4 separate regions of the Homo sapiens genome follow, and regions 2, 3 and 4 are each linked to region 1. Evidence: chromatin loops called from intact Hi-C (ENCODE). Cell type or tissue: PC-9. All regions are shown on one strand. Each heading gives the region's core, and the rest is flanking DNA. Links, peaks and the distances in the headings are about the cores only.

Evidence for each region. Hi-C counts contacts between places; a loop is a spot of excess contacts. Peaks named below come from ENCODE experiments on the same cell type or tissue, not always from the same donor. Only the 100,000 strongest peaks of a DNase experiment are listed, where the experiment ranks them.
Region 2: a loop joins it to region 1, with 5 times the contacts of the local background. A loop is called at or near these places in 10 of 110 quality-filtered maps.
Region 3: a loop joins it to region 1, with 12 times the contacts of the local background. A loop is called at or near these places in 101 of 110 quality-filtered maps.
Region 4: a loop joins it to region 1, with 7 times the contacts of the local background. A loop is called at or near these places in 5 of 110 quality-filtered maps.

Annotation. Positions count from the first base shown.
Region 1 is chr2:70,139,956-70,145,813 of GRCh38, forward strand. No RefSeq gene overlaps it. Among named protein-coding and RNA genes, the nearest start is that of LINC01816, 18 kb to the left of the region's middle. RefSeq lists enhancers at 1,024-1,563, 2,784-3,143, 3,154-3,293 and silencers at 1,202-1,496, 1,984-2,693, 3,624-3,673. In PC-9, for the core only: CTCF peaks have their summits at 1,204, 2,893 (motif pointing left) and 3,092; DNase peaks (open chromatin) are centred at 1,426 and 2,806; H3K4me3 peaks cover 2,389 bases; H3K27ac peaks cover 2,829 bases.
Region 2 is chr2:69,813,714-69,819,571 of GRCh38, forward strand. It overlaps ANXA4 (annexin A4), which reads left to right. Exons shown (of 13, transcript NM_001153.5): 9 at 2,388-2,481; 10 at 4,886-4,981; 11 at 5,567-5,625. Among named protein-coding and RNA genes, the nearest start is that of GMCL1, 13 kb to the right of the region's middle. In PC-9, for the core only: CTCF peaks have their summits at 3,435 (motif pointing left) and 3,645; a DNase peak (open chromatin) is centred at 3,398.
Region 3 is chr2:70,068,562-70,074,419 of GRCh38, forward strand. All of the region lies in intron 4 of PCBP1-AS1 (PCBP1 antisense RNA 1), which reads right to left. It also overlaps a transcript of ASPRV1 not described here. Among named protein-coding and RNA genes, the nearest start is that of PCBP1-AS1, 16 kb to the right of the region's middle. RefSeq lists enhancers at 770-849, 2,296-2,590, 2,528-2,597. In PC-9, for the core only: CTCF peaks have their summits at 2,452 and 2,652; DNase peaks (open chromatin) are centred at 666 and 2,460; H3K27ac peaks cover 1,480 bases.
Region 4 is chr2:69,995,179-70,001,036 of GRCh38, forward strand. PCBP1-AS1 (PCBP1 antisense RNA 1) reads right to left here. Exons shown (of 11, transcript NR_033872.1): 8 at 1,508-1,710. It also overlaps a transcript of ASPRV1 not described here. Among named protein-coding and RNA genes, the nearest start is that of ASPRV1, 36 kb to the left of the region's middle. RefSeq lists a silencer at 2,270-2,524. In PC-9, for the core only: no CTCF peak of the experiment used is centred there; a DNase peak (open chromatin) is centred at 2,533; H3K27ac peaks cover 4,865 bases.

The DNA of each region.
Region 1 (5,858 bases), core at 569-5,568:
GCGATCTTGGCTCACTGCAACCCCCGCCTTCCGGTTCGAGCAATCCTCCATCCTCCCACCTCAGCCTCCGGAGTAGTTGGGATTACAAGTGTGTGCCACCACACCCAGCTAATGTTTTTATTCTTAGTAAAGACAGGGTTTCACCATGTTGGCCACGCTGGTCTCAAACTTCTGACCTCAAGTGATTTGCCCACTTCAACCTACATCCACTCCTTGATCTGAAACACTGAAGCTACCTGCCTTGTTCAAAGCCAAAAAGCGTCTACCTACAAAGCCCTGGGGATTTTTTGTTTGTTTTATTTGAGACGGAGTCTCACTCGCCCAAGATGGAGGGCAATGGCGTGGTCTTGGCTCCTGACCTTGTGATCTGCCCGCCTGTTTTGAAGGACAAATGCCTGCACCCTTATTTGTTTGCTTTCTCCTGGGAATTTCTCTATCCAATCCTGCAGGCAAGTTGTTTTTTTTTTTTTGGAGACAGAGTCTCGCTCTGTTGCCAGGCTGCAGTGCAGTGGCGCAATCTCGGCTCACTGTAATCTCCGCCTCCCTGGTTCAAGCGATTCTCCTGCCTCAGCCTCCTGAATAGCTGGGACTACAGGCACGCGCCACCACGTCCAGCTGATTTTTGTATTTTCAGTAGAGACGGGGTTTCATTATGTTTGCCAGGATGGTCTCGATCTTGACCTCGTGATCCGTCTGCCTCGGCCTCCCAAAGTGCTGGGATTACAGGCATGAGACACCGTGCCCAGCGACAAGATAATTTTAAAAGGAGAGGGAACGTCTGCTTTTGTTGCCTTTCTCGTCTTTTGTGGTTCCACATACAACACAGCAGTGTCTATGGGCTGTCAATCGCAACATAATGCAAACAACACAATTGTCTCTGGGGTCCACTGAATCCAAATCACACACGCACCACACTTCTGCCTTTTGCACTGCTGACTGCCAAGTGAACAATGTTTTGTAGAAGCAGCAAGTGTGAGGAGAGGTGACTTCTGCCAGATGGTGCTAAAAAAGACCCAAGTCTGATACACAGGAGTCCTTCCATTAACCCATCCATGACCAAAGCAAAGTGTGTGTGGGGTGAGGGGTAGAAGGAATTGCCCTGTCTTTGCCCTCTGGGGCTTCTTCTGCCTCGAACACTATCCATCTGCCACCTAACCTGGTTTTGCCTTGATATAAATGGTAGCGGTGGCCAAGAGAATGGGGTGACAGAGGGGGGGAAACCCACGGTGTTACATGCTTTCACCCATACCCTCCAGGATGGCCCTGAGCGTCTCACACCCTAGGGGCCTGACCAGGTACTGACACTTTCTTGCCAAAGCCCTACAACCATCACCTCCCTACTGTGAAATGTGAGGTAAGTTGCTTAAACCGGCGGAACCAGTTTCCTCAACTACATAGAGGGATGATGATTCCCCCTAGCTCACAGGACCGCTGTGGGAATCAAATGAGATCACTCATGTGAAAAGCCTAGCACAACCCCTGACACATGACACAAGCACTTCAGGACATATTCATGTTCCTCCTTCCAGGACAGGGCCTTACACTGTCTACTCTGGTAAACCAGCCTCATATAAGCTCCTGGAGGCTGGCGTGTCCCCAGGGGTCAGGCCATCCCAGAAACGATGACTTGACCATAGTCACGTCATGAGGTGAGAGATTCCGGGAAGGGGCAGCAAGAGGAGAAAGAAGCGAAGGGCGCCCCAAGGTAATGTGTGCCCTACACAGGGCTCCTAGCCATAAGCACTTATGCAAGTGCGGGGCACAGAGAAAATTCTGGTAACACTCCTCCCCTCAATTCTGATCAGGTCCCAGGCTCAACTAATCAGTTCAGGGATGGGCCCTTTGCCACCTTTTTCCTAACCAAAGCCACTCTCAAGGGGAAACTTCTATTAACGGCCAGTAAGCAAGACACACAACGCTTTTTGTTTGAAGGACTACCCAGGCGTTAGTGCCCTTCCAGACCGGCTCTAGTGACTGGCGGGGAAGAAGGGGAAAAAGAATTAGTGTATCTGGACACAACACCCAGCATGTGCTAGGCAGAAACTAAGTGTGCGAAGCGGATCCCGATGTACAAAGGGGAAAACAGCGGCTGGGAAAGCCTGAGCCACGGGCTCCAGGCGGCCAGTCGCGGTCCTCCCGGCGCGTGCCCTCCTCCTCCCCGACCTGGCCGGAGCTGACCGGGGCGGGTGTAGGCCCGGGGGCGGGAGGGCTACTGGATCCCAGGTGGGGCGGGTGTAGGCCCGGGGACGGGAGGGCGACGGGATCCCAGGTAGGGCGGGGCCTGGCTCCGGGCGCGACGGCTCTTTGCTCGCAGCGCCGCGCCGTCTCGAGGTCGGGGTGCGGCCCGACCCCACGTGCCCCAAATCCCCCCCGCTGCCCTGTAAAACCTGCGGGCCCCGGTCCAGGCGTGGTCCCGCTCGCACGAGGGAGCGGTCGCCCAGGGTGCCGGGAAGTCGGGGACCGGCCAGCCGCCGACCGGCCGCACCCCTCCCCGCCGAGCTCGCGCGCCCGCCTCGTCAGCACCTTTCCCGCAGCGCAGCCCCACAGTGGTCACGAGGCGGGCGCGGCCCGGTCAGCCCTGGCTAGACTAGGCATCGGCACCACCCACCTCGCCCCTCCCCGTCCCGCTGGTTTCCCCTCCCCCTCCTTCCCCTCCCCCTCTCTGTTCTCCTTCCCCTCCCGATCCCCGGGCGGGCCGCAGCGCGCCACGTACCTGGCCCCGCCCCTGCGAGCCACGCAGGGAACCCCGGTGACGTCACCACCCTCCGGCGCTCTCATTCCCGCGCTCTCCAGAAAAGACGCGAAGGTGGTGACGTGTCCCGTGCGCCAGGGCGGCTGCGCAGGAGGCATTGGCAACTGAGCGTCCTGCGGCGCCGCCTGGTGGAAGCAAAGCAGCCGAGCCCCCCGGAAGCGGCGGCGCGGGCGAGTGGAGAACGTGACTTACGTCATCTGGCGGAGGCGTGGGGGCGGCTGCCGCGTGACCAGCCCCAGCCAGGCGCGGTCGGCGCGTTTCTCTTTCTCTTCTCCTACTCTCAGCGGAGCGGGTGGAAGCTTGATTTCATGCCGTTTATTTTACTTTGACTGTTTTCAAACCTATCAAGTTAATATTGTTAATTATAGAAAACGTGGGGGGAAAAGGGAAAAGATAGGTAGAAAATGATTCTTAGCATCCCCAAGCATCTTTAACCTTTCATTATGTTTACTTCCAGCCTTTTTCATGAAACAAAATTGTGGTCTGACTGTATACAGTGGTATTAACTACAAAGATTCCTAAGAAGGGACAAAAAGCACCTTTTAGCTTCAAGGCTAATTTAGAGGAACAGGTAGAAGAGGAAAAGTTCAAACAATGGACAAAATGAGTGATTCGTCCACGGTATCTAATCACTGTTCACATCATCCGGAGGAAACGGGCTCAGAGTCATGCCCAAGGCCGCGCATAAAAGAGTGGCAGACTGGGGTTTCAAACCCAGGCTCTAAACTGTGAACCTGCAAGATGGTGGGAGTGGGGAAGACAGTGAAAAGTTGTGCAGGGAATTCACAGAACTACAGAACCCACTTTGTACTTCTGGAACTGCTGAGTGGGGAACTAGTTCTAAGGAACAAGGTTAGTGCCCCAGCAGTTGGAGCAGTTTGGTGAGAGAGTGGCACAAAGCTGACACTGGTACATGGCCCTGGCCACTAGTTGTTAAGTTCCACCCATCTCCAGCACTGCCCTCCCCATGAGTGACAGTGAAAGGTGGGAGGGACGTTACAGGACTGTATCAGGCATTAGACCTGCTACTCCAAGTGCAGTCTGGTGCAGTCTGCAGGCCAGCAGCCTCCCTGCTGTCCAGCACTTTCCGCATCACTTGGAAGCTTGATGGAAATGCAGAATCTTGGACCACACTTTAAAGCTTCTGAATCGGGCGGCATGCGATGCCTCATGCTTGTAATCCCAGCACTTTGGGAGGCCAAGGTGGGTGGATCACCTGAGGTCAGGAGTTTTGAGACCACCCTGGCCAACATGTTGGCCCCGTCTCTACTAAACCCCATCTCTACTAAAAGTACAAAAATTAGCCGGGCATGGTGGCGGGCGCCTGTAATCCCAGCTACTTGGGAGGCTGAGACAGGAGGATCGCTTGAACCCGGGAGGCAGAGGTTGCATTGAGCCAAAACTGTTCCGTTGCACTCCAGCCTGGGCAACCAAGATGTCCCTTCTTAGGAACCTTTGTAGTTAATACCACTGTATACAGTCAGACCACAATTTTGTTTCATGAAAAAGGCTGGAAGTAAACATAATGAAAGGTTAAAGATGCTTGGGGGTGCTAAGAATCATTTTCTACCTATCTTTTCCCTTTTCCCCCCACGTTTTTGAAACTCTGTCTCAAAAAATTTAAAAAATAAAGCTTCTACATCAAAATACGCATTTTAACTAGGTCCCTGGGTGATTCCTGTGCACATTGAAGTTTGAGAAGTGCTGTTGTAAATAAAGTAAGTCGTCCTGCTCGCTTGGTACAGCAGGTGGGATGGTAGATGCGAAGGGCGCTTGCAGAACTGGATGATGGGAAGACAGGCAGGCAGGGAGCAAGGTCGGTAAGGAGGATTAAAAAAAAATCAAGGCTGGGCGCGGTGGCTTACGCCTGCAATCGCTGCGCTTTGGGAGGCCAAAGCAGGCGGATCACCTGAGGTCGGGACTTCGAGACCAGGCTGACCAACAGGGAGAAACCCCGTCTCTACTAAAAATACACAATTAGCCGGGCATGGGTGGCGCATGCCTGTAATCCCAGCTACTGGTGAGGCCGAGGCAGGAGAACTGCTTGAACCCGGCAGGTGGAGGTTATGGTGAGCCGAGATCATGCCATTGCACTCCAGTCTGGGCAACAAGAGCGAAACTGCGTCTCAAAAAAAAAAAAAAATTCCTACGAGTGTCAGAAAATATGATCTGCCACAAAGGAAAACCAGGAAATCAGAATCTGGGAGCTAAAGGAAGAAGAAATAGGTGAAGCAGGTAAGCAGATCTCTTGAGAAAATTCACTAATAGACAAAGGGCTGCCCCCCTGTGGGTGATTTTTTTGTGTTGTCTGTGACTTACAGGGTCTAGTTATTATAATTCACAGAGCTTAGGGAGAGCAGCCCCTGCCCATCCCCTCCAGCAGGGTATAGTGAGATTTCTCTGGGTTCTTCTAGCTGAGGGCATATTCTGGGCGTTTTTGGACAGGGGAGAACCAGGGATAGGAGGAGCTGGCTGAGGTTCTGACAGAACAGTGTCTGTTGGATGAGGGCTGGAGTATGTATGGTGTGCGCTTGTGTATGCACATGTGGGCTGGAGGGAAGGGCAGGGCATTGGCACCAACCCAGGACAGCAGTCACTGAAAGATGGGGTGAATTTAGGTGATTGGGAATTAGTGGGCCCACAAAGCCACAGGGCTGATGACATCTGGTACCTTGAAAGTCAGGTGGCAGGCCTACAGATCTCTTGGGTGGATAGTTCTTGGAGTTAGAGTTTGGAGGTCCCCAAGTAGCTTCTAAATATTAGCAATCTGGCTGGGCGCCGTGACTCACGCCTGTAATCCCAGCACACTTTGGGAGGTCGAGGCAGGTGGATCACCTGAGGTCAGGAGTTCAAGACCAGCCTGGCCAACACGGTGAAACCCCATCTCTACTAAAAATACAAAAATTAGCTGGGTGTGGTGGCGCATGCCTGTAATCCCAACTACTCGGGAGGCTGGGGCAGAAGAATTGCTTGAATCCGGGAGGCGGAGGTTGTAGTGAGCCGAGATTGCGCCACTGCACTCCAGCCTAGGTGACAGAGCGGGACTCCATCTCAAAAAAGAAAAAAATTTGTATATATATATGCAATCTGTTTTATATATATATAT
Region 2 (5,858 bases), core at 634-5,633, 330 kb before region 1:
ACCAATTGGCATCTAGACCCAGTATTCTCTCTCTCTCTCTCTCTCTTTTTTTTTTTTTTTTTTTGAGACAGGGTCTCACTGTCGTCCAGACTGGAGTGTGGTGGTGTGATCTCAGCTCACCGCAACCTCCCCCTCCCAGGTTCAAGCAATTCTCCCACCTCAGCCTCCTGAGTATCTGGGATTACAGGATGCACCACCACCACCCGGCTAGTTTTTGTATTTTTAATAGAGATAGGGTTTCAACATGTTGGCCAGGCTGGTCTTGAACTCCTGACCTCAAATGATCCACCTGCCATGGCCTCCCAAAGTGCCGGGATTACAGGCATGAGCCACCGCGCCTGACCATAGACCCAGTATTCTTAACCAATACATAACCATAATGAGGGATTGGTTCCATTCAGTTTGTGAGGTATGAACAACTTTGTTTTATGCAAAAAAAAAGAACCTGTTGCTTTCATTAGAGGGGATAGAGGTATGTGTGTGGCTTGGGCTTCTTGGAGCACGGCAGCTGGGTTTCAAGAAGGAGCACCCAGAAAGCAAGCATTCCAATAGAAACAATGGCAGTTGCATGATTGTTTATGATCTAGCCTCAGAGATCAGTGTCACTTCCACTAACCTGTATTTTATTCTTTTTTTTTTTTTTTTTTTTTGAGATAGGGTCTTGCTCTGTCTCCCAGGCTGTTGTGCAGTGGCATGATCTCGGCCCACTGCAACCTTCACCTCCCAGGCTCAAGTGATCCTCCCACCTCAGCCTCCTGAGTAGCTGGACTACAGGCGTGTGCCATCATGCCTGGCTAAGTTTTAAATATTTTTTTGGTAGAGGTGGGGTTTTGCCATATTGCCCAGGCTGGTCTCAAACTCCTGGGCTCAAGCAACCTATCTGCCTTGGCCTTCCAAAGTGCTATGATTACAGGCATGAGCCACCGTGCCCAGCCCACAACTATGCTTTATTAATTAAAGCAATGTATTAGTCAGAATTCTTAAGAGGAACAGAACCAATAGAGAGAGAGAGCGAGAGAGACACAGAGGGGTGTGTGTGTGTGTGTGTGTGTGTGTGTGTGTGTGTGTGTGTGTGTGTGTGAGAGAAAGAGAGAGAGGATGGAGTTGGGCAAGTACCAGGATCTTCAGAGGGAATCAGCAAGCTGGAGATGCAGGCCAGCCTATGGTTTTGTTCCAGTCTGAGTCCAAAGGCCTGAGAACTAGGAGCAGTTCCCATCTGAAGGCCAGCAGGCTGGAAACCCATGAAGAGCTGATGTTCCAGTTCAAGTCCAAAGGCAGGAAAAAAACTGATGTCCTAGCTCAAGGCAGTCAGGCAGGAGGAGTCCCTCTCACTCTTGGGAAGGTCAGCCCTCTTCTTGAAAACAAAAGCTTTCAGCTGATTGTATGAGGGCCCCTCCTCCATATTGGATCATCCAAAAACCCTCACAGAAACACCCAGAATAATGTTTGAGCAAAAATCTGGGTAACCCATGGCTCAGTCAAGTTGACATAAAATAAATTGTCACAAGCCTGTTGAGATTCAAGTTTCAGAAGTGCTGAATAAGATGAACTCTTTTGAATTAGGTGAATTAGATGAACGCTTTCAGCTTTAAATTTTTATGATTATGTGAATTGACTCTAAAGCAGTGAGGGAATCAGAGAAAGAAGTGAAAAAATGGGGGAGTATATGGAGGTAAGCCCAATGAGCCACAATATGTGTGAGTTAAGATCTTTTTGAGAAATGTAACAGGCAAGCTGCTTATTAAAAATGAACAGTAATTCTGATTGAGCAATAATGTAGTTAAATTGAGCAGAATGAGTTTCCTATATTCCTACCTGGTTGGAATGTAAGCAATTGGCAATGGGTCCCTGGTTCTACTGTGAGACCTGTAGCCTCAGGAAAATCACAGATCATTCTAGAGCAGGGCTATCCAATAGAACTCCCCGCAGTGATGAGAACATTCCACATCTGCACTGTCCTGTATGGGTGACTACCGGCTACCTGTAGCCGCTGGGTACTTGAAATGAGGCCAATGTGATTGAAGAGCTGAATTTTAAATTGTATTTAATTTCAATTAACATTTAAACAGCCACATGTGGTTAGTGGCAACTGTAGGGGACAGCCCAAATCTAGGGCATTTCTTTTAGCTCTTAAGATAGAACCATGTAGTCTCCAGCTAGGGAACTGCTAGTGTTTGCCCTGACTCCCAGGGGGGTATGACAGGGTCCCAACAGCCTTATGCCTGAGGAAGGATCCTGAGTCATTTCCACTCACCACTACCATTTCCAACCCCATCACCAACAAAATAAAACTAAGCCAGCTCAGCTCTTTGAGCTTCTGGAAATATTTGCCTGTGTCCTGGCACATCGTTTTTGGAATTTTAGACCTGTGCTTTGTTTGGCTTCAGGACCTGTATGAGGCTGGAGAGAAGAAATGGGGGACAGATGAGGTGAAATTTCTAACTGTTCTCTGTTCCCGGAACCGAAATCACCTGTTGCATGGTAAGGCACTTACTTCATTTCCCAAAGAAAAGGAGTGAAAGATAGCAAAAACTATATTGCCCATAAGTAGTTGATAACCTTCCTCCTTCAGTTGGTACAAAGAACTGATTGTACCCAAGTGTCTTAGATTCTCACCCTGGAAATGTATTAGTCCAATGATGTATATGAAAGCTAATTTCTGAAAGATTAATTATGAATAATTAGAAAAAGTGCATGTAGTCATAGAAGTTTGGCATTCTTGTTTCTAGGAAACTGACCTTCACAGTCAGTCCTTTTTCTAAAGTAGCCCCAGTATTTTCATTCTAATGTAGTTACATATGAAAGTAATCTGTAGTAGATCAGGTAGCAATAAAATAGCAATGTTGGTTGATATTTATTCCTGTGTAATATCCAAGCTGTAAAGCTAATACAAGTGATTTCTTTAGGGGTTATGTTGTATAAGATGAATAGTGGATAATTTCAAATTTGATATGTTTCTAATTTGTTTCTGATAAATATAAACTTTGTAATGTGATTTTAACTTATTTGGGGGAAAGATACTAGACAATTTTAGAATATTTGCTGTCAGGTTCATATTCTTTTAAACAAGCAAGTAAGGATATAATAAGATATTTCATCTTTTATACGAGTTCTTTAGATCTTTAAGTACATTATAATTTTATAAACCCACCCACCATACCCTTTTAATCACACACACTGATTTGCAAAGCTTGTGGGAAATTTGAGAATGAGTTTGCTAAATTGAAAACATAAAGCAATTGAGAAGTACAACACATTCTGAAGTTGTAATTATTTCAGGTTTTTCACAGTGACAAAAAAACAGGTGATTACTCCTGTTAATCAATATCCCGGGCTACCATCAGGTACACAAACTTCTGACTCAGCTTCTTTCTTCACTTCCTTCCCTTGCCTGGTTACAAATAACAGGAATCTCCCCCTGGTGGTGTTTTCCAAGAACTGCAGGTCCTCAGAAGCCGATTTAGTGCATAAATGCATTTGCAAGAATTTTCACTTCTGGGTACAAGTCAATAGTTAGGCAGTTATGAAATATCTGTTTGTAAGCCACTGGGAGAAAATATTTTAAGCACTGTTTGGACTAGGAAAACTTCATAATTGTCTTACCAACCAACAATAATGGTGAGATTTCATAATAACTACCGTTTTGTTAATAATGTTCTATTTTCTAGGTGCAGTGTTAAGCATTTTATAAGCATTGTTTCTTGCAACACTCAATGGAGCAGTAATTATTTTCCCCATTTTACAGTGGAGAAAACTGAGGCTTAGAAAATGTGTCAATTAAGTTCTTTGATTCCAAGCCACACACACTGACTTCAATTTAAGTAAGAAAAGATGAAATAATATAGAATGGCACAGGAGGGAAAATGGAAAATACTGGTAGCTCACAGATTTGAACAGACAGCTGAACACCTTCAGGAAGAACAGAAATCAAGGCAGTTCTGGGGGTCTCAGTAGAAGGGAATAATGGATTTTATTTCTAAAGCAGAGTTTCTGAAGTTCGTTTTCTATTAAAAATGCTAAATATTGACCCCCTACTTCAGACTGGCTGAATTAGAATCTCTGAGTGTGACACCCAGGAAGTTTAATAGGTTTCTCTGAGGGTAAAGATGATGCAGTGCTTTTGGCCATCCCCGTGAGCTGCTCAATTAAAAAGTTCCCAGGAGAGAGTCTAACGGGTCCTGACTGGGTCAACTGCTCACGTGTTTGACAGAGGTTGTGGTGTATGTTGTTGGGTATGGTGTCCCTTGATTGACAGCCCTGTTAAAATCACATTGATGGAAGTGAGGCAGCACCCCAAAGAAGGCGATGGTGAGAAGATAAAATAGATACCTGCTCTAAGAAGTTTCCAGAAGGAGACAGCAAGAGAGGGGAACATATTCACCACATTCAAAAATACTTGGCAAAAAACAACAACAAATGTAATTATGTTTAAGTATTTTAAAAGATGCAACCAGCTGTTATTAACTGTGACTCAGTTCTGAAGCAGTTGAATTGTTCTAGTTTTGATGAGCCAAAAGGGAGATGACAGGGAGGTGATTGCCAAGGACAAAAACACAAAAAGACACATTCTGCTTATTAAGGAAACAATGAGAAAGGAAAGCAAAGCTCCCCAGAGGCCATCTCCATTTTATGTGTGAGGGTCCCAGATAAGGGAAAGGACTTGACTGATGTCCTCCAAACATCACAGCATTTCTTCCTCCTTATCTGGGGCCCATTCCACTCTGCACATCCCTCCTGGCTGCTTGCCCACATTACTAATTAGTTTCCTCCTGAAATATGCCAAAGAATAAATAGTGTAGGCTAGTTAAAAATGCTCATTCTCTCCATAAATTTTAGTTTCCTCTGTTTTTTCTTCCCAATAATACTATTTTGTTATTGTCTGCAGTGTTTGATGAATACAAAAGGATATCACAGAAGGATATTGAACAGAGTATTAAATCTGAAACATCTGGTAGCTTTGAAGATGCTCTGCTGGCTATAGGTAAGCTGGTAGGGGGAGTAGAGAAACAAATGTTTATAGATTTTCCTTCTCATTATCAGTTTGCAATATGGGGATATAGAATTATTTTTAGAGATAAAAGTTGTTTATCATGAATCACTCATGTTACATTCCAGATTTTTAAACAAGAAATATTATATACAACCTGATTGCTATTGTGCCATGTGGTTTATATATTTTATATCTTCTGTGCCTTTGTATGTCCTATGTGAAAGGTAATAATGTGCAGATATACAGGCTGCAGCTTGCAAGTCTGTGAATGGTTAGAACTAGTAACTGTCTCATATGGCAGATACAGTAATCCTTATTTTGAAATGAAATACCACCCTTTGCTTTGATAGACTTTATCAATTACTTCTCCAGGAACTTGATGATAAATTGAGGGTACTTTCTATCTGTGAAAATACATAGAGCATCGCCTATGTTCATGAAACATTGCTTGGCTAAAATTTCCCTGGCAAAGCAAATATTGATACCTTGTAGAAACAGAGGAAACAACTGTCACTTTTCTTTTTTCATGGGTCTTATCTGTAATCTTTTCATTTCTTCTTTTTTTTTCTTTGACAGTAAAGTGCATGAGGAACAAATCTGCATATTTTGCTGAAAAGCTCTATAAATCGATGAAGGTAAATGGCCTTATTTTCAGCATCTAAATGAATTTGAGTTATCTTGTGTCCACCTTCTTAAGCTTACTTATATCCCCTATCCAAACTTTGCTCTGAAAGATCCAATTCAATTCATCAAATACTTCAGTGAGTGCCTGCTAATAATAATACTAGGTGATATTTACTGAGTACTTAGGATGTATGGATCACTGTTTTTAATAGATTAATTATATCCCCACAACAGCTCTATCAGG
Region 3 (5,858 bases), core at 401-5,400, 72 kb before region 1:
AGCAGGAAGCTAGAGATGTGAATAGAAAGGAGGTAAGGAAGATCTACAAATGAGGAAAGATGAAGGCAAGTTAAAGCCTTTCCTTCAGCCAGGCACAGTGGCTCATGCCTGTAATCCCAACACTTTGGGAGGCCAAGGCGGGCGGATCACCTGACTCAGGTCGGGAGTTCGAGACCAGCCTGACCAACATGGAGAAAACGCGTCTCTACTAAAAAAAAAAAAAAAATAACAAAATTAGCCAGTCGTGGTGGCACATGCCTATAATCCCAGCTACTCAGGAGGTTGAGGCAGGAGAATCACTTGAACCCAGGAGGCGGAGGTTGCAGTGAGCAGAGATTGTGCCATTGCACTCCAGCCTGGGCAACAAGAGCAAAACTCTTGTCTCAAAAAAAAAAAAAAAAAAAAAAAGCCTTTCCTTCGTCAGTAAACCAAAGGCAGAGATCATGGGCAGCTTTCTGGTGATTGTACCCTTAAGTTTCAACTTTCTATAGATGAAAGACAATGTATTTGGTCATGTTTTCCTGGTTACCCAAAAAATGACACAGCCCAGGCCTTACCCAACAGCTGATTCACCATCAATTAATCTGTATCACAGCCTGCTGAGCCTCACACCTCACACAGTCACACACTAGACAGCTCTGGGGGAAAAAAACAACCCAAGGTGAGCTGTCAAAGTCCTCTTCGTAACCTGACCTCGCCCTCTGGGGTAGGTTTCATTTCAAAACTGAAAGGGACTGAAGGGCTGGGGAAATCCAAAGATCAACAGAGCCAGGAACAGGTGGTTCCCACAGAAGCATCCCAGGTTGGAACTCAAAACAGAAACCAGACCACTGATAAGACATGGTTTATGATGTCTGTCTCCAAGCCTTCGGATGCCATTTATATGTTTTTGATATTTACAATAGGGCATGACCACATTTATCCAACTCCTGACTACTAAAAATCTAATTCTCCAAGTGCTCAAGCAACTTCCTGGTTTTATTACATTTTAGAGCTTCGGGGTAGCTCAATAACTGAGATACCAGGGAACTTGCGAATTCTTTAGCCCTTCAAATGGGCCACAAATAATGAATTTTATCTCTTCTTCCTTCTTCATCTCCCCACAAAGGCTTGGCAAAATTCCTGTCTCACTAAAAAGTTTCTAAGTTGTTCATAATGGCCCTCTCAATGGAGCAATATTCAATACACAAAAGTCTAGTTCATCAAAGGAGTCAGGTTATTTGCTTGAGGTTCATCTGTAACTAGCTATATGAGCTTGGACAAGTCACTTCACCTTTCTGAGTTCTATAAAGTAAGGAGGTTGGAAAAAAAAAGAAAGGGAAGCAATAAAACAACCTTGAACAGAAAAAAGACTTTAAGTTTTTAAGTCTAAAAGGCTCATCAAGTGCCAACAAGTGTTATTTTTAAAAGGCATACACCTCAGCCTGGCCAACACGGCGAAACCTCATCTCTACTAAAAATACAAAAATGAGCCAGGCGTGGTGGCACGCATCTGTAATCCCAGCTACTCGGGAGGCTGAAGCAGAAGAATCGCTTGAACCCAGGAGGCAGAAGTTGCAGTGAGCTGGGATCGTGCCATTGCACTCCAGACTGGGTAACATGAGCAAGACTCCATCTCAAAAAAAAAAAAAAAAAAAAAAAAGACATACCAGAAGCATACCACAGGAAACTCTAAGCATAAATAAAAATTCACAAACTTCCAGAACAAGAGAACAGATTATTACTTACAAGGAAAAAAAATCCCATTGGACTTCTCATCTGTATCACCAGAAACTCAAAACACTGGAAAGCTACTTAGACTTTGTCGAGACTAGGACTAGTATTCCAAGAATTCTAAACCTAACCACAATATCATTCATACACGAAGGTTAAAAAGAAATTGGACATAAAAAGACTTTGAAAGTACCACTCATGCCCCCCTTCTAAGAAAATCACTCAAAGAAATGTCCTACTTGGCTGGAAGTGGTGGCTCACGCCTGTAATCCCACCACTTTGGGAGGTCAAGGCGGGCGATCATGAGGTCAGTAGGTCGAGACCAGCCTAACAGTGCAAAATCCTGTCTCTACTAAAAAAATAAAATACAAAAATTAGCTGGGCACAGTGGCGCACGCCTGTAGGAGGCTGAGGCAGGAGAATCGCTTGAACCCGGGAGGCGGAGGCTGCAGTGAGCCGAGATTGTGCCATTGCACTCCAGCCTGGGTGACAGAGTGAGACTCCGTATCAAAAAAAAAAAAAAAAAAAAAAAAAGGAAATGTCCCAGGCAATTAACATTTAACTGTAACAAAGCCAGGAAAGACAAACTATATAAAAAACATGTTTCCCCTCCCCAACAAAAACCTTTTAATGAGTTTGGACCAGATGACTTCGAATGGCCTTTCCAAGTATAAACAGAAACTGCCCTGTACACCACAGTCCCTGGCAGTCTGGGTTTGTGAGTTGTTCATCACCTAGTGGCCTGATGAAGTAAATGCAGTTTGTCAAGTGCCCGGATAAACTTCCAGCCATTTTGTGAGCTCTGATGGCGTATGCAGCAGGGCAGCAGCCTGACCTCCTAATGATTACAAGAGTAGGAGACTGCAAACCCTCCAAACTCACAGACAATTGTAAAGACTTAGCTCACCATCAATTCATTCTTCAAGGAGGAAAGGAAAGCATACTCACCTTGTAACTAAATAATCCTAAGTGAAGCACAGATTTGTCAGACTGCATTTACAAAGTAGGGAGAAGTAGAAATTGTTTCTGTGCAGAATGATCTGAACTGAAAGCAAGTTTAGGTATTAGGATAAACTGCAAATATGTCTTACACATAGGAAGACTGTCTTCAAAGGTTCATGAGTTTGCATGTGGAAGATGTATTACATTTATTCTGTATAGTTCCGGGGTACTGGTCTAAAATTAGGCCGGGCACAGTGCCTCACGCCTGTAATCCCAGCACTTTGGGAGGCTGAGGTGGGAGGATCACCTGAGGTCAGGAGTTCCAGACCAGCTTGGCCAACATGGTGAAACCCCATCTCTACTAAAAATATAAAAATTAGCCAGGCGTAGTGGCACACACCTGTAATCCCAGCTACTCAGGAGGCCAAGGCAGAAGAATCACTTGAACCCAGGAGGTGGAGGTTGCAGTGAGCCGATATCGTGCCACTGCACTCCAGCCTGGGTGACAGAGTGGGACTCCGTCTCAAATATAAATAAATAAAAACAAAAATTAAATTAATGAGAAGTCTCAATTAGATTTCAATTCAAAACAAGAAATAATTTTCAGCAGGGCACAGTGGCTCATGCCTGTAATCCCAGCACTTTGGGAGGCCAAGGCGGGAGGACTGATTGAGGTCAGGAGTCCAAGACCAACCCAGGCAACATAGCGAGACCCAGTCTCTACAAAAATTTTTCTTTCTTTTTTTTTTTTATGAGAAAGAGTCTCGCTCTATTGCCCAGGCTGGAGTGCAGTGGCACGATCTCAGCTCACTGCTACCTCTGCCTCCTGGGTTCAAGCAATTCTCATGCCTCAGCCTCCCGAGTAGGTAGGATCACAGATGTGAACCACCATGCCCAGCTAACTTTTGTATTTTTAGTAGAGATGGGGTTTCGCCACATTGGCCAGTCTGGTCTCAAACTCCTGGCCTCAAGTGATCCACCCACCTCGGCCTCCCAAAGTGCTGGGATTACAGGTGTGAGCCACTGCACCCAGCCTCTACAGAAAATTTTTAGAATTAGCCTGGTGTGGTGGCACACAGTAGTCCCAGCTACTCAGAAGACTGAGGCAGGGGGATCACTTGAGCCCAGGAGTTCAAGGCTACAGTAAGCTATGATCACACCACTGCACTCTAGCCTGGGTGACAAAGCAAGACCCTATCTCTTAAAAATAAAAAAAGGCCAGGTGGCTGGGCGCAGTGGCTCACGCCTGTAATCCCAGCACTTTGGGAGGCCGAGGCGGGAGGATCACTTGAGGTCAGGAGTTTGAGACCAGCCTAGCCAACATGATGAAACCTGTCTCTACTAAAAATAAAAAAATTAGCCAGGCATGATGGTGAGTGCCTGTACTCCCAGCTACTGGGGAGGCTGAGGCAGGAGAATCACTTGAACTCAGGAGGCAGAGGTTGCAGTAAGCCAATATTGTGCCACTGCACTCTGTCCTGGGCGACAGAGCAAGATTTCGTCTCAAAAATAAAATGAAATAAAATAAAATAAAAACAAAAATAATAATTTTTTGCAGGGCATGGTGGCTCATGCCTGTAATCCCAGCACTTCAGGAGGTCAAGGCAGAAGGATCACTTGACCCCAGGAATTCGAGACCAGTCTGAACAATATAGTGAAACCTTGTCTCTATAAAAAACTAAAAAAAAAAAAAAAAAAAACAGCCGGGCATGGTGGCATGTGCCTGTAGTCCCAGCTACTCGGAGAAGGGAGAAGCTGAGGGGGAGGATCGCTTGTGCCAGGGAGGTTGAGGCTGCAGTGAGCTGTAATCCAACACTGCACTCCAGCCTGTGTGACAGAGCAAGACCCTATCTCAAAAAATTATGATTATATTTCTACCAATGAGAGCTTTTCAACAACGATGTCCTAAGAACTGATGAGCTCCCCTATTAATGGAGGTATTCAAAGAGAACTTGAAAGATCATTTGTCAGGAGAATGATAGAAAACATTCCTGTAATTGGATGGCAGGCTGGAGACAAGGAGACTGCATAAAATTACTTCAAAGGCTCTTTTCAGCTCCAAGAGTTTTTATTCTAAATAAAAACAAAACAAACAAAAACCACTAATAAATAACTAAGAAGTCCCTCTTCTATTTTTTTAAATATCCAACCAGGCAGTACAACTTAGTAGCTAAAAGTACGGGTTTGATACTACTTTCTCTTGAGTAAATCTGGACAAATTACTTAACTCTACTTGCCTCTGTTTAGAATAAGAGTACCTATTTTGTAAGATTACTGTGAAGATTAAATGATACTTCATTTAATCTTTAACGATACTTAACGATACTTTGTTAAGTATTTAAAACAGTGTCTGACACATGAATGTGTTTAAAACTAGCAGCTTAACAAGGAAAGAAAAAGGAAAGGTGGAGATGGGAGAAAGGCAAGGAATGAAACCTAAATGTGCGGCTTGTTTTCATTATGTGTACCCAAGCCTCAACCAAAGCATTGCTGGCTGTTGCTGGCCAGAGGCTGGGTTCCCTTGGCAACCAGCCTCAAAAAAGAACCTAGATCTACCTTCTTCAGGGAGACGGCTCATCCCTTGCCCTAGAATCTGGCATCTTCCCTGCACAAGGCAGACTCTCTAAGAACTCACAGCCAGGTGCGGTGACTCACACCTGTAATCCCAGCACTTTGGGAGGCCGAAATGGGCAGATCACGAGGTCAGGAGATGGAGACCATCCTGGCTAACACGGTGAAATCCCATCTCTACTAAAAATACAAAAAAATTAGCCGGGCATGGTGGCGGGCGCCTGTAGTCCCAGCTACTCGGGAGGGTGAGGCAGGAGAATGGCGTGAACCCAGGAGGCGGAGCTTGCAGTGAGCCGAGATCTCGCCACTGCACTCCAGCCCGGGCGACAGAGCAAAACTTCATCTCAAAAAAAAAAAAAAAAAAAAAAAAAAACAGAAATCACAAATACCATTGCCCCAAACTCAAGGAGCTAAGCAGGTGTTAAGCAGGTGTTACTCTTACTTCCTATGATCAATTACAGAACATCAGAGTTCAAAGAGACTTCAGAGGCCATCTAGAGCAACTGCTTTTTTTTTTTGGAGACAGAGTCTTGCTCTGTCGCCCAGGCTGGAGTGCAGTGGCACAATCTTGGCTCACTGCAACCTCTGCCTCCTGGGTTCACGCGATTCTCCTGCCTCAGCCTCCCGAGTAG
Region 4 (5,858 bases), core at 350-5,349, 140 kb before region 1:
ATCGAGACCATCCTGGCTAACACAGTGAAACCCCGTCTGTACTAAAAATACAAAAAAAAAATTAGCCAGGCGTGGTGACGGGCACCTGTAGTCCCAGCTACTCGGGAGGCTGAGGCAGAAGAATGGTGCGAACCCGGGAGGCGGAGCTTGCAGTGAGCCAAGATCACGCCACTGCACTCCAGCCTGGGTGACAGAGCAAGACTCTGCCTCAAAAAAAAAAAAAAAAAACTTTTGCTTCAGTGCTATGTATCCATACATTGAGGTGTGTCCTGCTTGGGACAGGAGATATCTTTCTCACCATAAGCAGTGGTCGAAGAAGTCAGAAATACAGTGGTTACACTCACATCCATCCTGCAGTTGATCTTCCTAAGACCCATCCCTGCCACCTTACCCTCAGTTGGGAAGCCAAATGGAATTTGTTCAGGGCCCTAGAACTAGCCTCACCTGGAAGGGACAGAGGAGTCTGGGAAGCCTTCTTGGAGGAGGTGGGGCTTGCTGTGGTGGGAGCAGGAAGAGGGACACAGGGCAGAAGGGAGGGCAGGGGCAATTGTCCCAAGGTGGGAAGAGCAGGAAGAAGGAAGCCTGGAGAGGCCTGGGAGGGGCAGTACTAGACACCGCCTTCTCATGCAGGCAGAATGAGGGCTGAGGCCAGCGTTAGGGGGAGAAAGAAAGCCCATTTGGTTTCGATGTGGAAACAGCCAAGTAATCTTCTACTTGATGCCTGCTTTTGCAGATGGTTGGAATCATCCTTAGTTAAGAACCAAGGCCTCCTCCTCCTTTATTCCAAATCTCTTTGGGGAGCACTTGGTAGTGGAGCAGTCAGGTGGGGTATCAGCATAACATCCCTAGCTCTCACCAACCCAGAGAATACAACTTCATAGTGCCTGTTTTCCTTTTTTCAGTTTAAATTACAATTTTAAGGTGGGGTGTCGAGGTTCACCCCTGTAATCCCAGCACTTTGGGATGCCAAGGGAGGATCGCTTGAGCCCAGGAGTTTGAGACCAGCCTGGGCAATATAGGGAGACCCCCATCTCTCAAAAAAAAAAAAAAAAAAAAAAAAACAATTAGCTGGGTGTGGTGGCACACACCTGTGGTCCCAGCTACTTGGGAGGCTGAGGTGGGAGAATTATGTGAGCCCAGGAGGTCAAAGCTGCAATGAGCCATGATCACAGCACTGCACTCCAGCGTGGGTGACAGAGTAAGACCTTGTCTCAAAAAAAAAATTCAATTTTAATTCATTAAAATGAAAAAATCCAGTTCCTCAGTCACACTGGACACATCTCAAATGTTCAATAGCCACATGTGGCCAGTAGCTACTTCATGGAACAGCACAGAGAACATTACTATCATCATGGTAAATTCTAGTGGGCAGTGATGTTCCAGAACAACAAAATGAATAATTTATTCATTCCTTCAGGAATGCAACGTCTTTCATTACTTCTATGACACCTGAAATTCTAAATGCAAATGCTTCTGAGAGAGGCACTGGAATGACTTAAGTTCTTACCAAATAGTAACTGGTTGATGTCAAGGGTCCAAAGAAAGCCACCATCTACGGAAACCATCTACCTGAGGCTGAGTCTGTGTGACACATGGGGGCTGCAGGGATGTCGGACGGTCAGATACTGTCCCTAACCGGAGGTGCTGTCTGAGAATGCTGATGGATAAGGGTTAAGCACCTCTGTCAAGGAGTGTGGAAAATTCTGTGACCTGTAAAGAAAGAAAATGACCCAAAGTTATTATTCATCTTCAGATGAGGGGACAGTTTATTTTCCAACAGTCCTCAGCAGGGGTTATTGCATGAGAAACAAGCTCTTCTCTATTTCTAGGTAAGGCAGAATAAGAAGTGGACACACAAGGAGGCTGGGTGTGGGGCTCACGCCTATAGTTCCAACACTTTGAGAAGTTAAGGCAGGAGGATGGCTTAAGCCCAGAAGTTGAAAGCTACAGTGAGCTATGATCGCACCACTGCACTCTAGCCTGGGTGACAGAGCAAGACCCAGTCTATTAAAAAAAAAAAAAAAAAATGGACGCAGGCCTTTGCAGAGGAGGATGCTTGTGAACTTGGCCCTCCTCTGCCCTCTACATTTTACTCAATGACCAAGCCCATGGCTTTATCCATCTCCTCCGCACCAACATCTCCCAGAACCATAGTACCGACCTAGGCCTAGAGATCTAAATACTGACTTATCCTCACCAGGAGCCCAGAAGGAATTGTCACAATCTCTGTGCCCTGCCCCCACCACTTCTCTTCCTGTAGTCCCTACCCTGGCTCATCCTCCACCACACTTGTCCAAGTCAGCACCTGTGAGTCACCCCGGGCTTCTCCTCCTTCCTCCCTCCCCTGTGCAAAGTCACCATGTCTTGGCCACCTCTCCTGTCTGCCTCAAGTCAGCTCTGCTCTCCTCCTCGCCAGCCCTGCCCCAGCTGCGTCCTCCTCCTGCCACACCTGCTCTCTGGCAGGGGCCGCCTGCTGGCTTCCCTGCTTCCAGTCATGGCCACCTCCAGCCCGATGGCACTGAACCACAGATGAGCAACAGAATGACCTGGGGAGGCATTTAAAATCTAGATCCTGACTCAGTTGATCTGGCCGGGTCAAGCATGTGTATTTTTGCAAAAGTGCCCCAGGTGATTCTGACACATACTCCTAGTTAAGAACCACGGTTACGGCCGCCTCTTCCTCATCGTTATTAATAACAAGAGAAACAACAATTGACATTTTTTGTGCACTTACGTGCACTGCCTCATGTAATCTTCATGACAATGCTATGAGACAGGAGCTGTATTCTACTCCCATTTTACAGTTGTTGAAACTGAGGCATAGAAAGTCTCAGGGCTAGTGAGGGGCAGGACCAGCTCATGACCAGCCTGACTTCTAACCGCTGTGCTCTCCATACCCCTTTATAAAGCCGAAATTCATATGTGGCTCCCCTCCTCACACCATTTCCTGATAGTTCTAGAAAAAAAAAAAAAGCAGTGTGGGGACACATTTATGATTTCCCTCTCCACCCAACCTCCCACCAATAGCTTCTTAACGCTAAAAGAAGTCTCTTGATCAGGGTAGTGGGGACATAGTGAATACCTATGTAAAAATTCACTGAGATGTATGCTTAGGATTTGTGACTTTATGTTTGTCATTCCCCAATAAGAAAAGATCCTTTAAAAAGTCACTTAAAAAAAAAAAGAACCTAGCAAATCTGAAACAGAGAAAAATATGCATCTGCTAAAGAAACTGGGGAAAGGCCATAAAAATGCCAGCAACTGTGAAGAATTCTTTCTGGTGCCGGGCGCAGTGGCTCACGCCTGTAATCCCAGCACTTTGGGAGGCTGAGGCGGGTGGATCACGAGGTCAGATCGAGACCACGGTGAAACCCCGTCTCTACTAAAAATACAAAAAAAAATTAGCCGGGCACGGTGGTGGGCGCCTGTAGTCCCAGCTACTCAGGAGGCTGAGGCAGGAGAATGGCGTGAACCCGGGAGGCGGATCTTGCAGTGAGCAGAGATCACGCCACTGCACTCCAGCCTGGGTGACAGAGCAAGACTCCGTCTCAAAAAAAAAAAAAAAAGATTTCTTTCTGGCAATAACACAGGTAAGAACAGGCTAGGAAAAGATCCCCAGAGCTAACCCGCAGGAAATGCTCGAAAGAAACCAGGCTGGGAGAGGGCACTGGCTAGAGGCAGGGCTCCGGGCATGACTGACAGGAAACCCCAACACAGTGGGCTTGATGGCAGTCAGCAGTCGGGCACAGGCCAAGAGCCATAGCAGTAACAGCAGCAGCGACACAGGGACTCTGAGGGCCCACAGGACTGTCTCTGGGCCAGGGACTGGGGGCTGCCCCAGGTGGAGGTCAATGACAGTGAGTTAACTCCTTAACTTTCACAATTCACAAAAATACTACAGATTCCATCTAGATTAATATTTATTTTATTTTTTGGAAACAGGGTTTCACTACGTAGCCCAGGCTGGAGTGCAGTGGCTAGTCACAGGTGCAATCGCAACGCACTACAGCCTTCAGCTCCTAGGCCTGAGCATTCCTCCTGCCTCCGCCTCCCAGGTAGCTGGGACTCCAGGTGCACACCACTGTGCCCAGCTAGATTAAGATTCAAATTAAAAAAAAAAACTCACTAAAATATTGAGATAATTTGTGTGAATATATTAATATAAATTCTGCAGCGGAAGTATTCCTGAAACTGATATAAAGACAGAAACAATGCCTATAATCCCAGTATTTTGGGAGGCCAAGGAGGGCAGATCACTTGAGCTCAGGAGTTCAACACAAGACTGGCCAACATGGTGAAACCTAGTCTCTACTACAAAAATACAAAAACTAGCCGGTGTGGTGGGGGCATGCCTGTAATCCTGGCTACTCGGCAGGCTAAGGCAGGATAATCACTTGAACACAGGAGGCAGAGGTTTCAGTGAGCTGAAATCGTGCCACTGCACTCCAGCCTGAGTGACAGAGCAAGACTCTGTCTCAAAAAAAAAAAAAAAAAAAAAAAGACAGAAACCAGCCCAGTCCTAGTGATCCAAATACCAGTGACTTATCTGGCCAGGAGCCTCCACACAACAATCCCAAAGGGAATTGTCACGATCTCTGCACCCCACCCCCACCACTCCCCTTCCTACAGTCCCAATCCTGGCTCATCCTCTACCTGCTCACACCCTGCCCTCCTCCGGGTCAGCACCTGTGAGTCACCCCGGGCTCCTCCTCCTTCCTCCCTCTCCCACCCAAGGTCACCACATCTTGGTCCCCTCTCTCATCTGCCTTGAGTTGGCCCCGCTCGCCTCCTCTCTAGCCCTGCCCCACCTTCGGCCTCATCCTGCCACATCTGCACTCTGGCAGGAGCCGCCTCCCTGCTGGCCTCCCTGCTTCGAGTCATGGCCACCTCTAGCCTCATGGTTTGGAAAGCCTATACAGACTACCTTGATTACATGGATATTTTAGATTCATGAATGCTTTAAAAATGAACAAGACTAAATGACAAGTGATAATCTAGGATAAAATATTTGTAATATATGAGAATTGGGCAAGGTGGCTCACACCTGTAATCCCAGCTACTGGGCAGGCTAAGGCAGGAGTATTACTTGAGGCCAGATGTTTGAGGCCAGCCTCGGCAACATAGTGAAACCCTCATCTCCAAAAAAAAAAAAAAAAACCACACACACACACACACACACACGTAATATATGACAGACAAGGAGTTAATAGCCTGAATACATCTTTAAAATAAATAAGAAAAAAATAATATACCACACTAAATAATAATAATAAACTACACAAATGAAGTGGGAAAAATGGAGAAATATATCAATAGAAAACAGAAAACTGACTGGGCTCGGTGGCTCACGCCTGTAATCCCAACACTTTGGGAGGCCGAGGTGGGCGGATTGCTTGGGCTCAGGAACTTGAGACCAGCCTGGCCAACACGGCAAAACCCTGTCTCTACTTAAAATACAAAAACTAGCTGGCTATGGTGGCATGCGCCTATAGTCCCAGTTACTTGGGAAGCTGAGGTGGGGGATCACCTGAGCCCAGGAGGTTGAGGCTGCAGTGAGCTGTGATCACGCCACTGCACTCCAGCCTGGGCAACAGAGCAAGACCCTGCCTCAAAAAAAAAAAAAAAAAAAAAAAAAAAAAGAAAGAAAAAGAAAAGAAAACTAGATAAAGCACATAAGCAGATAATTCATCAGAAAGAATTACCAACGGCTGGCCTGTAAAAGAGTCCAAGTAATAAAAAGAGAAAAGGAAAAGGAAAGCAAACTAAAGCAACAATGATATACTATTTGTTTTTGCTTATCAAATTTGCAAAATTTTCAAAAATGCTAATCCCCAGTGTTGGGAAGGACATAGTGAAGG